Linked DNA regions of Homo sapiens: region 2 is linked to region 1. Evidence: chromatin loops called from intact Hi-C (ENCODE). Cell type or tissue: sigmoid colon. All regions are shown on one strand. Links, peaks and the distances in the headings refer to the core of each region. The heading gives the core; the rest is flanking DNA.

The links. A loop is a pair of places that touch in the nucleus more often than their neighbours do. Peaks named below come from ENCODE experiments on the same cell type or tissue, not always from the same donor. Only the 100,000 strongest peaks of a DNase experiment are listed, where the experiment ranks them.
Region 2: a loop joins it to region 1, with 8 times the contacts of the local background. A loop is called at or near these places in 2 of 110 quality-filtered maps.

What each region holds. Positions count from the first base shown.
Region 1 is chr6:158,159,757-158,165,140 of GRCh38, forward strand. The region is part of intron 1 of SERAC1 (serine active site containing 1); the gene reads right to left. Among named protein-coding and RNA genes, the nearest start is that of SERAC1, 5.8 kb to the right of the region's middle. In sigmoid colon, for the core only: no CTCF peak of the experiment used is centred there; no DNase peak of the experiment used is centred there.
Region 2 is chr6:157,839,128-157,844,511 of GRCh38, forward strand. All of the region lies in intron 1 of SNX9 (sorting nexin 9), which reads left to right. Among named protein-coding and RNA genes, the nearest start is that of SNX9, 19 kb to the left of the region's middle. RefSeq lists an enhancer at 2,483-2,632 and a silencer at 3,150-3,444. In sigmoid colon, for the core only: no CTCF peak of the experiment used is centred there; no DNase peak of the experiment used is centred there.

The DNA.
Region 1 (5,384 bases), core at 211-5,210:
TGGGACTACAGGTGCCCACCACCACACTCAACTAATTTTTTGTATTTTTTGTAGAGACAGGGTTTCACCATATTACCCAGGCTGGTCTTGAACTCCTGACCTCAAGTGATCCACCCGCCTCGGCCTCCCGAAGTGCTGGGATTACAGGCAAAGATTATCTTATTCTGCTATGTGACATAGATTATTTAAAATTGTGAAGACTTGCTTTGTTACCTGATTCCAGTCAATATTTATAAATATATCATACAAGCTTATTCTTTGTTGCGAGCAGAATATATCCATTATACTAGGCTTGTTAATTTTGTTGTTTCTATAGTCCTGCTAATTTATTTTTCACAGCTCCAAACGGCCATTGAACAGCCTTCCTAATTTTGTCTGCATGATCTACCAGTACGAGAGGGGTTTTTTAAAAGTTTCATACTGATTTGCGCACTTGTCGATTTACCCCTTTTGTTGTCCTTTTTTTTTTTATTCATTAAGCAAATACTTATCTGAGTCCCTAGGAACGAAGAACTGTTCTAGATGCTAGCAATTTAACAATGAAAAAGAAAAATCTGCCCTTGCTTTCATGGATCTGACTCTCTAGTGCAAAACACCCCAATCTGTGGCAAACAAATACTACCCTTTTTGGGGGGTCATAATGTGAAAAGATATGCCATCAGGTGCACACAAATGAATGATTATTAGAAACTTAGTACTTTTTTCCTTTTGTCATCACATACTATCTTCCTTTATCCCTATTAACATTTATTGCTTTAAGTTCCTTGCCAGTTTTCTAAGTATTTAACTATCTTACCTTTTCCCATCATGGTTATAATCTTTTGGTATCATTTATAATTTCAAAACCTCTCTTTGAATAGATGAATTTAATCCATTTACATTTATCGCATGTTGGATAGATCAGGATTTTTTTATTACTCTTTAATTGGCTTAAAGTTATACAATTTATTTCTATTCCTTTAGTAAACAGCCACATTTTAAATGTGCTATATAGTATGAATTTAAACAATATAATTATCCTCCCAAATGAGAATATTAGAATGCTTTAAATACGATCCTCTCCTATCTTGTCTAGTATTTTAATTCCATTTTATTTTTAAACATCCCAAAAGAAGTCATTTTTAAAAGCAGTCAACCTAAATATTTACCAACATTTTGTCAGTTTCCTTCCTTACTTTTGTTTCTTGCATCCACAACTTCCTCCTAGGTTCAAATCATTCTTGATGAAGGTATATCCTTTGATAGTTCCTTCATGAAGGCATATATGTAGTTAGCACTCTCACTCTCAGCATGTCTAAAAATGCTCTATTTTAGATATACTAAAAAATAGTTGTGTTTGGGCCAGGCGTGGTGACTCATGCCTGCAATCCCAGCACTTGGAGGCCAAGGTGGGCAGACTGCTTGAGCCCAGGAGCTCTAGGCCAGCCCAGGAGTTCAAGACCAGTGAGACTTCATCTCTCCAAAAAAATTTAAAAAATTAGCTGGGCCTGTTGGCATGTGCCTGTATTCCCAGCTACTCGGGAGGCTGAGGCAGAGGAATTGCTTGAGCCTGGGAGACAGAGGTTTCAGTGAGCCATGATCACGCACTACACTTTAGCCTGGGAGACAGAGTAAGACTCTGTCTCAGAAAAAAAAAAAAAAATAGTAATAGCTGGGTTTGGAATTCTGGGTTTAGAATTTAGAATAACAGTAGGTTTCCTTTGGTACATTAATGGTATTTTCACTGATATTTCTTGTTGCTCAGGAGAAATCTAAGTCTAACTGTTGTTTCTTTGTAGGCAAAATAATAGCAAAGAAGTTTAAGAATGTGCTCTGTAGGACCACACTGCCTGGTTTCAAATCCAATTCCACAAACAACTTGTATTAGTAATTTTTTTTTTTTTTTTAAGAATGCTTTGACATCTTAGGACCTTAAGGACCCAGGGAGTGACTGCCCCTCTCTGGGATAGCTAACTGCTAGAGGTAGCAAACAACCTGCCTGTGAGCATGCTTCTCATATGCAAACCAACCAATCCCAGGTGCATACCCCCAACCACCACACACAGCCAATGCTTCCCTTACTCTAAATCTCCTCAGAGCCAGGTACTAGGCAGCTAGAGACCACCTCTCTGGTCTGCCAAATTATTCGAACTATCCAATCCTAAGTTTGTTCAGCTCGTCTACCCTGTCTCGCTCATTCCTTCCCACAAAAAAAACGTTCATTCCTTCCCACAAAAAAACACAATAAAAGAAAGCTCTGGCCCATGCTTTCACATTGCTCCTTATGCCTCCTGAATGACCCTGGTACTTCCCCATGTGGCCTTGCATGGTGTGGCACGCCCACTCTTCCTTGGGAACTGTACATAATAAGCTCTTCTTTCAAGGCAGTTGTCTCTGTGTCTGTCTTCTTACCATTCCTGATTAAAACAAAATCCAGGTACATTTGAAAACACTAGACATATGATAATGGGCTATTTAACCTCTGTGTCTCACTTTCCTCATCTATAAAATGGTGATAATAAGGGAACTACTGTAAAGGGTTGTTACAAATATCACATGAGTTAATATATGTAAAACACACAGAATAGTGCCTATTCCAAATTAAGTGTTCAATAAATGCTACTTATCATTACTATCAATATTATATTCCATCTGGCAGTTTTAAGATCTTTTTGATGTTCTTACAATTCTCTACTTTATGTCTGGGTATGGGTTTGTTTTTATATACCCCACTCAAGATTTGGTATGCTCCTTTGATCTTAGAACTCACATTTTTCTTCAATTCTGCAATATTCTTAACAATTACCACTTTGACCCCCATTCAACTTTTACCTTCTGATACTCCTATTAGATGTATGCTAGATTTTTAAAGTCTAACCTTCAAATCTCAACTTCTTCCATTTTTTTCTATCTGTCTGACATGCACTATAATTTCCCCAAATCTATCTTCCAATTCATCACCTTCTGTTTAGTTGTATTTAGACTATCATTCGATCCATCCACTGAGTATTTCAAAAACTTTTATTTCTAAAACTTCCAGTTGGCTCACTTTCATACTTGCCTGCTTTTTTTACACATAGTTTTTGTCTTAAATGCAGATTTTTTTTAATGGCCACAAATTATTCCTTTTCCTATAACCATGATCTTTGGTAGTCCCCTCCCACGGTGACTTTAGATTGATCTTACGAGTAACTTTGGCCATAGGACAATAGAAGCATGATGCAAGCTGAGACTTGGGAAGTACGTGCACATCGAGGCTCCTGTCTTTTTGCTCTTGAGAAACCTGTGACCAGCACCATGTAAAGATGCCTAGGTTAGTCTGCTGGATCACAAGAGAAATGTCCAATATCCCCATTAATGAAGCCAACAAGTACCAACTGACAGCCAGCAACAGCCGCCAGGCATGTGAAGCCACATCAAACTAGCCAGCCCCTAGGTGACCCTACAAATCCATATTCAGTCCTTAGCCTGCAAGCAATAATAAATGTTTGTTTTAGCCCGTAGCCTTTGGGATGGTTTATAATGCCTCAAAAAGCTGACATGTAACTTCTAAACTTTCCTTTACACGAGATATATGAGGTTGCTGCCAGCATAACTTGTTTTACAGTAAATTTTATTTTTTTATAAGTAGAGGGAATAGATGAATACACTATAAAATAACAATAAAAAGTATACCATAGGGCCAAGTGTGGTGGCTCATGCCTATAATCCCAGTGATTTGGGAGGCCAAGGTGGGATGATTGCTTGAGACCACAAATCAACTGACTATATCTGCGGCACATGCCTGTAATACCAGCTACTCAGAAGCCTGAGGCAGGAGGACTGCTGGAGCTCAGGAGCCCAACACCAGCCTAGGCAATACAGTGAGACCCACATCTCAAAACAAACAAACAAAAAACCCTAATGGAATACATATGTATGGACCTATTCCACTCCATCGATCTATTTATCTATCCTTATATAAACACTGCACTGTTTAGATTATGTAGGTTTTTTGTTGTTTTTTGTTTTCTTTTTGACAGAGTCTCACTCTGTCGCCCAGGCAGGATGGAGTGCAGTGGCCTGATCTCAGCTCACTGCAACCTCCGCCTCCCAGGTTCAAGCAATTCTCCTGCCTCAGCCTCCCAAGTAGCTGGGATTACAGATGCCCACCACCATACCTGGCTAATTTTTGTATTTTGGGTAGAGACAGGGTTTCACCATCTTGGCCAGGCTGGTCTTGAACTCTTGACCTCGTGATCCACCCGCCTCGGCTTCCCAAAGTGCTGGGATTACAGGTGTGAGCCACCGCACCAGGCAGATTACTGTAGTTTTTAAAGTAAGTCTTGAAGCTAGTAGTATAAATTTTCCAGCTGTGTCCTTCCTTTTCAAGACGGACTATTCTAGGTCCTTGGTACTTCCACATAATTTTAGAGTCTGCTTGTCAATTTCTATTTAAAAGCACCTTTAAGATTATGGGGCCAGGCACGGTGGCTCACGCCTGTAATCCCAGCACTTTGGGAGGCCGAGGCAGGAGGATCACGAGGTCAGGAGATCGAGACCAGCCTGGATAACCCGGTGAAACCCCATCTCTACTAAAAATTCAAAAAATTAGCTGGGTGTGGTGGCGGGCACCTGTAGTCCCAGCTACTCAGGAGGCTGAGGCAGGAGAATGGCGTGAAACTAGGAGGTGCAGCTTGCAGTGAGCAAAGATTGCGCCACGGCAGTCCAGCCTGGGCGACAGAGCGAGACTCCATCTCAAAAAAATATATATATATATTATGACGGTGATTACATAAAATCTGAAACACTGATTTTAAGTAGAGAACGGAGAAATTTTGAGACTAAGAAAGACACAGAAAATAAAAGGGAAGAGATTATAATTTAAAAATAAAACAAATATTTGAAAATTCCATTAAGTTTAACAATATGGAGGTCACTGGGATCTTCATATCAGTAGCTTCATTGCCCTGGTGGAGGAAGCCAGAGTGAAACATCATTTCATGCTTTCATTCTGATTAATAAAACGTGAGTTGTAGCTAGGTACACAGACAACAAAAAAGACTACATCACCTTTCTTTCTTTCTAGTTAACTATGGGCACTTACAAAGAATTGGCTAATGAAATATGAGTGGATGTGTCATGTGCAATTTCTGAAAAGTGTCCTTAAAAAGAAGGGTATGTGCCTTTCTTCCTCCTTCCCTCCTCCCTCTTGCTAGAATGAGCAACTGACAGTTTGAATTAAAGCAGTCATCTTAACACCAAGCATCTTATTAAGGACGGTAGAGCAGCCAGATAGAAGAATCCGAGTCCCTGATGATTACAGAGCTGCTTCCATAAAAGCATGGCTGCCTACCTATGCAATTACATACATATTTAAGCCAGTATTATCTTGTTTTCTGTGTAACACAGCTGATTCCAACACA
Region 2 (5,384 bases), core at 274-5,273, 320 kb before region 1:
CGCTGGACTTCATAGTACCTTTTTGGTGTTAGGTATCAATGAATTGTCCTTGTGTATAATTACTGTTATATGTGTGTGGGGATGTATATATGTAATGAATTAATGTTGAGGTCATTGGCATTCCTCTGTGATTCATTATAGCTGTTACATAAAAGCCTATTTCCCCTATTAGTGTTTTGTTTCTCTTGAATTTTATATTTAGAATAAAAGAGAAATTATGTCTTTTATTAGAGATGCAATGAATGAATAAAATTAGTTCTACCTGATTATGAAGCATATGTATTTTCATGTAATGGTGATATAGCATAGAGATTAGGAGCCTGGGTTCAAATCCCAGTCCAGTTATTAATACATTACTTTGAAAAGTTACTTACTGCTTCACTTTCCTTATCTGTAAAATACAAATAATTGAATGGATTCAGGTGTGAATTCCATTGCACAGTCCAAGTGGGGGAAAAATTATAATTTTGCTTTTCTGTAATAATTTACAACAAATTACATCCCCGTCCTGCTGGGGAAGCAGACCTATAATATTTTAGTTCCCAGGCCACCGCCTCTTGCCCAGGGTGAAGCATAATTTGAGGGTGGGGATGGTAACCTAGTGCCATGGCCTTGAAGGTGTGACCCCATCTTGCCCTCCAGTCTCCTCTTTAGGCCTTTCCTCCTGCCCCTCAGTTTAGTAACTCTCTCCACCACTTCCTTGCTGTGCTGCTTGAGGACATGGTAACCACCTTGCTGGTTGTGCGCAGTATTGGGGCGTGAATCTCTGCAAAGCTCAGACCTTTCTGTCTTAATGTGATACATAGCTGTTTGGATTCTCCTATCCTCTCCGGTTGTTTCATGGTTTCACTAGGGTTCTGAAAGCAGGTGAAAAAAAACAAGAAAGCCTCACTGGGAAGGTGACACTCAGGTAGAGATCTGAGGGAAGGTGGGGGTGTCTTTGGATCTCGGGAAAGAGCAGACCCTCAGGCTGGTGCTTGGGGTGTCTTTGGATCTCGGGAAAGAGCAGACCCTCAGGCTGGTGCTTGGGGTGTCTTTGGATCTCGGGAAAGAGCAGACCCTCAGGCTGGTGCTTGGGGTGTCTTTGGATCTCGGGAAAGAGCAGACCCTCAGGCTGGTGCTTGCACAGTGAGGCCAGAGCTGAGGGAGCTCAGGGAAGAGGGGCTGCTCCCCAGGCTGAGGAGGCCCAGGCGACCACGGGGGCTTTGACATTTATTTGGCAATAAAACCATTGGAGGGTTTTCACCACACCCAAAATGACTGACTTTTACAAAAAATACTTTCTTTCTTTCTTTTCTTTCTTTTCTTTCCTTTCTTTCCTTTCCTTCCTTCCTTCCTTCTCCCTTCTCTCTCTCTCTCTCTTTCTTTCTCTTTCTTTCTTCTTTCTTTTTTAAAGAGTTGAGCTTGCCTTTATTACCCAAAGCTAACTGCAGGAGTTAACAGTCAGTTTGCTTTGATACTGGATTTAAGCCTTATTTTATCCCTTCTTAAAACTTAATTGATTGTATCTTATTAAAGCCACACTAGGAAAATCCTGTGCTCCATTTAAGTCAATCAGTAAGAGAGCTTCAGAAGGATTGACACAGTATCCTTCTCTATATGAGGAATACCCCAGTCAAATCAGCTGGGAGAAAAAACTTTGTAAAGAAATTTTTAAAAACCTCTATTATTTTGCATTCGAGATTTTGTCTGATAGAAAATTTCAGATTATGTTTCCTGGATATACTGAAAGTGAATACAAACGGCTCATCAGACCATTTGGCTGTTACCGTTATGCTGTTCACTCGACTGGTGGCCACATAGACATAAGCAAAGTACTTGCAGACTGCTGGATTTCTGACTGATGAAACCATTTCTGATCAGCGACTCACTGCATTTCTCTTCCGATGAGGGTCACTGTTTGCAGGGTGTCTGGTATAAACTTCCTGAAGCCCCAGCAGTCTTGAGAGCAGCAGTAGAAGAAAGCAGCTGGAACCCTGAGAACTGGGGCAGAATGCTGTTATGGGCTAAGAAGAAATGGCATCATCTTGGCTTAGAATTTGGAGATTCAATGAATCTTTATTCTTTCATGGTTCCATTAAGTGATTATTTTTAATATGAATTAGATCACTGGAATTTCATATTAGTCATGCTGAAAAATTCCACATCTGTGTGTTTTAATTTAGGGTCTTCAAGATGAAGGGCATCCCCCAATGATTAGGAGAGGCACAAGATAGAAATACAGATTTTATTACCTACAGGCCCTGGGAGTACACAGCAATCCTGGAGGTCACACACAGGATGGTCAGGGAGCTTGAAGGTCAGGAATTGTGAAGGGAGAGAGAGAGATTGAGACCTACCTAGAGACCCATGGGCCTTCATGGGGTCCAAACAGGTTTCCCCCAGGGAGGTTTAATTGGTTCCAGGAGGTCACACTGTGACTGCACAGCCCATGTGGGGTGTGGGGATCGGGGCCAGTGAAGTAGGCTGTGTGTAGCTTTCCCATGGGGAGGTGGTTGCCAGGAGGAAGTTGTCTAAGGCAGGTATCTGTATTAGTCATGTTGAGGAACTGGGAGGAGGTGTAGAACTGCACCCTCTGCCATGTCCAGGGTGACAGAGCCCTGCTTCTGCTACGACAAGGTCCCACTTATCTTCAAAGTGCATGCTGAGGCAACATAAAATGATAAGAATTTACTACACTGTGACTTTTAAACTATCATCTCAATGGTTTGGCATGATTCAATATTTTCTATTTTAACTTTTTATTTATAAAAATTTTAAACATGGACAAAAGTAGAACAGCACAGTGACACTCCCCTGTGTACTCATCACCCACCTCCACAGTGATCCTGGCCCGTTTTGTTTCCTCTAGCCTCCCCTCCCCTATTTTCCCCTTTCCTCATTATTTTGAAGCAAATTCCAGACATCGTTTCATGATAAGTATTTTAATATATATCTCCAAAACTGTAGACTTAAATAACTGTAATTCCTGTTATACTTAAAAATTCAGAATACATTCTTAATATCTTCAAATATCCAGTCTGTTGGTAGGCAGTGTAAACATATTCATAAATTAAGTTTGCTGTATCTATTAAGTTGCTTGATAGTATTAAGGTGAGAACAGTGCCATCTCTTACTGGTTGACATTTGTATGAGTCTGCCCATGTTAATGTAAAACAGATTTGCCACAGGTAATGTGACCATACAGGTAACATAATCTAACAGTTAAAAAATATATGCATGTCTTGCTTTTATCTTGTTGACTCCAGTGCTCTTATCAAAATCCTCATGATGCAACTGCCCAATGGGTTCACCATCACCACTGCCTAGACAGAATCGATTTATCAAGACAGGGGGATTGCAATGGAGTAAGAGTAATTCACGTAGAGCTGGCTGTGCGGGAGACCTGAGTTTGTTAGTCAGTCTCCCCGAGCATTTGGGGATTGGAGTTTTTAAAGATAATTTGGTGTTTTTAAAGATAATTTGGTGGGTAGGGGCTTGGGAAGTGGGGAGTGCTGATTGGTCAGGTTGCAGATGGAATCTTAAGGGGTTGAAGTTAGGTTTTCTTAATGTCTTCTGTTCCTGGGTTGGATGGCAGAACTGGTTGGGCCAGGTTACTGGTCTGAGTCCATCAAGTGCAGGGTCTGCAAATATCTTAATCACTGATCTTAGGTTTTACAATAGTGATGTTATCCCCAGGAGCAATTTGGGGAGGTTCAGACTCTTGGAGCCAGAGGCTACATGACCCCGAAATTGTAATTTCTTGTAGTTATTTTGTTAGTCCTGCAAAGGCAGACTGGACCCCAGACAAGAAGGGGGTCTTTTCAGGAAAGGGCTGTTACCAATTTTGTTTCAGAGTCAAACCATGGATCAAATTCTTTCCCAAAGTTAGTTCTGGCCTGTGCTCAGGAATGAACAAGGACAGCTTAAAGGTTACAAGCAAGATAGAGTTGGTTAGGTCTGATTTCTTTCAGTGTCATAATTTCCTCAATTATAATTTTGCAAAGGTGGTTTCAAGGAGATGAAGCCTTCTAAGCCTTTCTGTACAGCTTAGGTGGTGCCAGCAATGGGAGGATGCTTAGGACAAGGGTTGAAGAATTGACGAAAATGAAAATTGAAAAAGAAATATAGCTGACCCTTGAACAATGTGGGGGTTAGGAGCACCGACCGCCTGCCCAGTTGAAAATTAAAGTATAACTTTCGACTCCCCCAAAACTTAACTACTAATAGCCTGCTGTTGACTGGAAGCCTTATAACGCAAACAGTTAACACATATTTTGTATGTTATATGTATTACATACGGTATTCTTACAGTAAATTAAGCTAAAGAAAATGTTATTGAGAAAATCATAAGGAAGAGAAAATATATTTACTACTAAGTGGAAGTAGAGCATTAGGCCTTCATCCTCATTGTCTTCACATTGAGTAGGTGGAGGAAAAGGAGGGTGGAGTGGCAGAAATAGAAGAAACGGTGCATGTAAAGTGGACCAGACCTGTGTTGTTCAAAGGTTAACTGTACTGATTATCTTATTTTAACTTAAAATGTATAATGTGCATTTACTCACCAATCCTTTGATAGACAGACAGCTATGGTCTTTGTGTACTTCTGATTGCAGTGCTAAGTGATCCATTTTGCATAATCCATACTCAATTCATTGCAATTCTAATTTTTTGTTTCTTTTAGAAGAGCTTAAATAGTTTGAAGACAATTTCAAAGCATCGTGAGTACAGAATTCTAGATTTTAAAAAATTATTTCCCATTTGTCTTTTTTTTTTTTTTTTTTTTGAGATGGAGTCTCACTCTACCACCCAGGCCAGAGTGCAGTGGCATGATCTTGGCTCACTGTAACCTCCACCACCCAGGTTCAAGCAATTTTCCTGCCTTAGCCTCCTGCATAGCTGGGATTACAGGCCCATACCTCCTCACCTGCCTAATTTTTGTATTTTTAGTAGAGACAGGGTTTCACCACTTTGGCCTGGCTGGTCTCGAACTCCTGGCCCCAAGCTGTCTGCCCACCTCAGCCTCCCAGAATGCTGGGATTGTAACCGCCCAATGGGTTCACTTTGCCTGCCAATTTCTTAGAGCCGATTTCTCAGGACAAGCGGAATTGCAATAGAGAAAGAGTAATTCATGCAGTGCAGGAGACCGGAGTTTTATTATTACTCAAATCAGTCTACCCATAGAGTTTTTAAGGACAATTTGGTGGGTGGGGGAAGCCAGTGAGCCAGGAGTGCTGATTGGTCAGGGGTGAAATCACAGGGAGTCAAAGCTGTCTTGCACTGAGTCAGTTCCTGGGTGGGGGCCACAAGATCAGATGCCCAGTTTATTGATCGGGGTGGTGCCAGCTGATCCATCAAGTGCAGAGTCTGCAAAGTATCTCAAGCACTGATCTTAGGAGCAGTTT